Regions from separate parts of the Homo sapiens genome. Here region 2 is linked to region 1. Evidence: read pairs that join two places in POLR2A ChIA-PET (ENCODE). Cell type or tissue: PC-9. All regions are shown on one strand. Links, peaks and the distances in the headings refer to the core of each region. The heading gives the core; the rest is flanking DNA. Region 1 has its middle 26 kb from the start of TIAM1-AS1. Region 2 holds the start of LOC105372777 (a long non-coding RNA gene).

Region 1 (2,914 bases), core at 99-2,598:
CAAAAGAATACCATCCACGAAGTTCCTCACTGTTAATTACAGATAGTAAAGCCAGTCCACAGGCAATGGAAATGAGGGTCCATCATGCAGCCGGCTTCTTGGGAAGGACTGACCAATATCCTCAGAAAGCTAAAATGAATGAATATGCTTTTTTTTTTTTTTTTTTTTTTTTATTGATCATTCTTGGGTGTTTCTCGCAGAGGGGGATTTGGCAGGGTCATAGGACAATAGTGGAGGGAAGGTCAGCAGATAAAACAAGTGAACAAAGGTCTCTGGTTTTCCTAGGCAGAGGACCCTGCGGCGTTCCGCAGTGTTTGTGTCCCTGGGTACTTGAGATTAGGGAGTGGTGATGACTCTTAACGAGCATGCTGCCTTCAAGCATCTGTTTAACAAAGCACATCTTGCACCGCCCTTAATCCATTTAACCCTGAGTGAACACAGCACATGTTTCAGATAGCACAGGGTTGGGGGTAAGGTCACAGATCAACAGGATCGCAAGGCAGAAGAATTTTTCTTAGTACAGAACAAGATGAAAAGTCTCCCATGTCTACTTCCTTCTACACAGACACGGCAACCATCCGATTTCTCAATCTTCTCCCCACCTTTCCCCCCCTTTCCATTCCACAAAACCGCCATTATCATCATGGCCTTTTTTTTTTTTTTTTTTTGAGACAAGGTCTCTCTCTGACCCCCAGGCTGGAGTGCAGTGGCACGATCTCGGCCCACTGCAACCTCCACCTCCTAGGTTTCAGCAATTCTCCTGCCTCAGCCTCCCAAGTAGCTAGGATTACAAGTGCCTGCCACCACGTCTGGCTAATTTTTGTTTTTTTAGTAGAGACGGGTTTCACCATGTTGGCCAGGTTGGTCTCGAACTCCTGACCTCAGGCGATGCGCCCATGTTGGCCTCCCAAAGTGCTGGGATTACAGGCATGAGCCACTGCACCCAGCCAAATCTGCATATTATAGAGAGGTCTCAGTAACCAGACCCGTAACCTCACAGAGGCTTCTTAAGTGTTTTCTTTTATATTCTGTGCCCTGGTCACACCTACAAATAACAAATAATAATGATAACAGCACAAGGGAAACGAGGATGGTTTCCCTCTCCTACTTGCTACAGACCTACCTCCACAAATAGAGCTGATACATTCGTGGAGCCTATTTGAAGGCTTACTTCTCTGCTTAAAAACTCTTCCATAAAGTAAAATATCGACTTTTGTACTCTCTGGGGGATCTGGCATCCATGGCCCAAGTAGTTAGTAAATGCACATTTTTTCTTTTTTTCTTTTTCTTTTCTTTTTTTTGAGACAGAGTTTCGCTCTTGTTGCCCAGGCTGGAGTGCAATGGTGCTGTCTCTGCTCACTGCAACCCTGCCTCCCAGGTTCAAATGAGTCTCCTGCCTCAGCCTCTCAAGTAGCTGGGGATTACAGGTGCCCACCACCATGCCCGACTCATTTTTGTATTTTTAGTAGAGACAGGGTTTCACTTCGTTGGTCAGGCTGTTCTCAAACTCCTGACTTCAGGTGATCCACCCACCTCGGCCTCCCAAAGAGCTGGGATTACAGTGTGAGCCATCAAGTCCGGACTATCCTCATATGTTTTAATAAGAAGCTAATGTTTTCCCCCAGATTCTGGAGACACAGTGACCCTCTAGGAAGCGGTGGCAGGTATACAGCCATGGTTACCTGACTGAGACAGCTCAGGACAGAGCAATGGAACTGGAGTCCCCTCCTGGCTTTGTCATCTTGTTCCAGAGTGGGCTAGCCCAGGAACCTGACTTCACTGCACCTCAGTTTCCCCATTTAGACAATTAAGTGGCAGATTTCTGTTCACTCCTAATGCAGCTCTAAAAGCCTGCCTTTCTAGTTATCTTCTAGGGGTAGAAAAGAGAGTCAGAAGAGGCCGGGCACAGTGACTCATGTCTGTAATCCCAGCACTTTGGGAGGCTGAGGTGGGCTGATCACTTGAGGTCAGGAATTTGAGACCAGCCTGACCAGCATGGTAAAACCCCATCTCTACTAAAAATGCAAAAAAAAAAAAAAAAAAAATTAGCCGGGTGCGTGCCTGTAATCCCAGCTACTTGGGAGGCTGAGGCAGGAGACTCACTTGAACCCAGGAGGCGGAGGTTGCAGTAAGCTGAGATTGCATCACTGCACTCCAGCCTGGGCAACAAAGCAAGTCTCCATCCTAAAAAAAAAAAAAAAAGGAGAGGTGGGGAGGGGGAGTCAATATAAATGAACAGAAAGCCACCTCTCCCACTTTAAATATATCCGGGCCCTCTCAAAAAAAACCTCACATTTGAAACTTTCCTTTAGGTTCCCCATCTCTGGCCCATGGACTTTGGGGGAGCAGGTCCAGGAAATAAGTCCTTTAATTGGAAGCCAGAAGTATAAGAAAAATGGATCCAGGAGTTTATCCTTTAAATACCAAATCCTTGATTGGGCCTCCTTCCACCAACTGTTCTTTCTTTATCTGAACAAAACAGCAGTGGTCGGTACCAAAAGGCACCGTCCACCGTGCTGGTCTATTTCTGTCCTGCATTGTCATTCTAAATGCTGAGACGATGGCTTATCAGGACCTTGGAGAGATCAACGCTATCCTGAGAGATTGAATTAAGGTATTGGTAAATGCCTGCCAAGATTGAATTAAGATTGGTAAATACCTTGGTAGGCTAGAACAATGGATGAAATCTAACAATTGAAATTTAATCGGAAAAAAAAAGAAATTTAATCAGGATAAATGTACATTCTGGTCCACAGAATACCAAGTGCATAAAAATAACTGATACTATGGAAAGAGGTTGTTGGTCTAGAATGTTCAGGTTACTACAATCTCAATCTGTGCCAATAGGATGACTTAGTGCCCCTACTCAACTCAAACGTAGCATAGTGTGGGCTTTGATGAACAAAGCTGATCC
Region 2 (2,914 bases), core at 144-2,643, 330 kb before region 1:
ACCAATTTGGGGGCCTTTAGTCTCACAAATGGCTCATTCTGGTTCAAACACGTAAAAACTAACCAGATATTCTGAATTACCATACAAATGAATGCTCTGGGCTCCTATCTTTGCTGAGAGGCAATGGGGGCAGTATGAGCCATGCCACAAACTAATACTGGCCTACACAAGGCCCCAGACAGACACTGTGCCCATATCTCCACGAACTTCACTTAGTTCTAAGAATTGCTCAAAGTTCACCTTCATCATGAAGAAATACTAAATAAGCAACTAAAAGAGATGTATAGCAAGACATGGAAAAAAGAGGGTGGTGGGAGTAGAATGGCAGCAGGAGATTGCTGGGTGAGCTTCTAGGGATCAACTCCATTATAAATGGAGCTTAGACCCCTGGGAGTTAGAGGGACTTAAGGGAAAGAAAGAAACCACGAATGCAGCTCAGATGCAGACCCCTATAACTGCTGGTTCCCACAGCTTTGCTATCTGCTATCCTGCTTATTAACATCCACGGGTGGTCATGAAAGACCTAGAGCCAATTGGTAAAAATCCTCTACACAAACAGGAAAACACTGTTATCAACCCACATTTCTCCTTGGCAGGGACATTGACCATATGCTTCCCTCTTGATACAAGACAAAAGAAAATTTGACAATTGTTGATTATTCAGGATAACCAATGAGTTACACAAGATGAGTCTGTGAATTTTCCAAACTTTTGGATTCATTTTCATGTCTCAGTCCTTCTGGGAAGAAGGTTTGGTATGCGTGAAAACATCAGCTATTAAGCTCTCTCTAAAATGCAAAGAGGTGAAATGCTTCTCTGCAAGACAGGGAAATTTAGCTACACAGGTAACATCCCTATTCCATAAGAGAGACTTTGGTACAAAGGAGAAAAAATGATCCCAGGCATCTTGTAATTCCCAGAGCTCCAGAAGAGGAAGGGACTTGGCAAAGCTATCTCATTGATTGACAGCCTGCGGCTTAGAAAATCACAAGTCTGGTTGGTGGCAGATGGGAAGTTGAAACCTATCCTTCCAAGTACACTTTCCACTATTATATGGTGACCTCATGACTCAGCTGCAGGTAGCACCTGACCAGATTCTGTCTAAATATTCAGTCTCAGCAGGGCATGGTGGCTCATGCCTATAATCCCTGCACTTTGGGAGGCTGAAGCGGGTGGATCACCTGAGGTCAAGAGTTTGAGACCAGCCTGGGCAACAAGGTGAAACCCCATCTCTATTAAAACTACAAAAAAATCAGCCACACATGGTGGTGCACACCTGTAGTCCCAGCTACTCGGGAGGTTGAGGCAGGTGGGAGGATCACTTGAGTCCAGGAAGTGGAGGTTGCAGTGAGCCAAGACTGCACCACTGCACTCCAGCCTGGGCAACAGAGAGAGAGAGACCCTGTCTCAAAACAAAACAAACAAACAAATCAATCCCATGCCTTCCCCCTTTTCTTACCAACAATGGCTCTTCCAGATTTTTTCAGCAAAAGCTGAGTGACTGTGACCTGCCTGGCAAAAAGCTAAAACCTGCAAGTGCAAGAAAGGGGAAGGAGGATGGGAAGAGAGAATAAGGAAAAGCGAGGCAGAAACCCGAAAGACCAACTCTCAAGGGCGTGTCTCATAAGAGTTCACTACATTGCCAACACCATCCATCCCTTTACAGAAGGCCCTCACATCTGTCTCTATTTAAACTAAGAGTAAGGCCTCAATGGACACTCACCTCTGTATAAGACCTGAACATCTGCTCATGCCAACTGATGCTGTAGCTTTGCCATGACCAGACTGTGTGTGTTCAACTCTGGGACAACCACTAAACCAAGCAAGGAAGTGATTACTCCAGGTAAAAGACCTGCGGGCCCCAGGTGAGCTTGCATGCTTTGGAAGCAAACAGCTCCGTGTCATCAACGGGGAATGCTCTTGTCATCTGTGATCCAAGACAACTCCACCTTGTCTCCTTAAGTGGTTATTCAGGCTCAGTGGTACACATGCCCCCACTGATATGTGACCCAGCCCATTGAGAAACGGATGCAGGTTGCCCAGCCCCAGCCCTTATTCAGTCATGAAACTTGGGATGTCCCAAATTCCCAGAAGTCCATTCTCCAGCATTGCTGGAAAGGGTGATGACCCAGCCAGAGGTGCTACTCAACACCGCTCTTTCTTTCCTTCATTGTGTTGCAAACTTACTTAGTGGTCATCTTTCAGAGGGGCTCCTGCTACTACCCACCTGAGAATCCTGATCCTCCCCCTATCCCAGAAGCACCTGTAAACCTCCCCAGTCTTCCCAGCAGTGAGGAATACAGAAGACTGACACCACGGAATAGTCCCAGGGGAGCCTCAGCAGTTTTTGTAGCAACTGCAAGGTAGGTTACCTCTTAGAGTCAAATACTAAATTTTAATCAAAAAAGGCAGAGGACATCAAGGGAGATGGTAAGATCCTGGCTAGACAGAGAAATAATTCTAAACATGGTTCATGATCTAGCTGAGACTTCCAGAAAACAGCTCAAAATAAACTCTCCATGTTAGAACCACTCCGTTGAAGAGATTTCCGATCATGAACAACATTCACAGGGCCGAGAGGCTCTTCAATCCTGTTCTCCCAGGACAAATTCTCTGAAGCCAGATTTTCAGGGCACTCACCAGTTGCCATTCCACTGGCAGCTTCCCCAAAAAATGAATGTATGCACAAGTGGCCAGCTGTAGCCTAATACATACAACAGCTGTGGGCAAGAGTTTTCTTAGCATTTGAGCTGGGCAACAAATGCTTAAATGAGCTCCCAGGCTAAAATGAGGGAGGCAAGAGGCAAATTCAAAGCCTGTTTTCACTGCCTTGAAAACTGGAGGGTCACGCAGCATGAATGTAGACTAATGACACATTGTGGTAAGGCTCCAGTTGTTTTGACAGGAGACTTCA

What was found. Peaks named below come from ENCODE experiments on the same cell type or tissue, not always from the same donor. Only the 100,000 strongest peaks of a DNase experiment are listed, where the experiment ranks them.
Region 2: POLR2A ChIA-PET joins it to region 1 with 15 read pairs; 2 of 35 experiments call an interaction of 5 or more read pairs at or near these places.

Annotation. Positions count from the first base shown.
Region 1 is chr21:31,583,751-31,586,664 of GRCh38, forward strand. No RefSeq gene overlaps it. Among named protein-coding and RNA genes, the nearest start is that of TIAM1-AS1, 26 kb to the left of the region's middle. RefSeq lists enhancers at 1-435, 436-1,220 and a silencer at 2,453-2,653. In PC-9, for the core only: no CTCF peak of the experiment used is centred there; no DNase peak of the experiment used is centred there.
Region 2 is chr21:31,253,295-31,256,208 of GRCh38, forward strand. The region is part of intron 4 of TIAM1 (TIAM Rac1 associated GEF 1); the gene reads right to left. LOC105372777 (a long non-coding RNA gene) reads left to right here and starts at 2,126. Exons shown (of 2, transcript XR_937661.3): 1 at 2,126-2,363. In PC-9, for the core only: no CTCF peak of the experiment used is centred there; no DNase peak of the experiment used is centred there.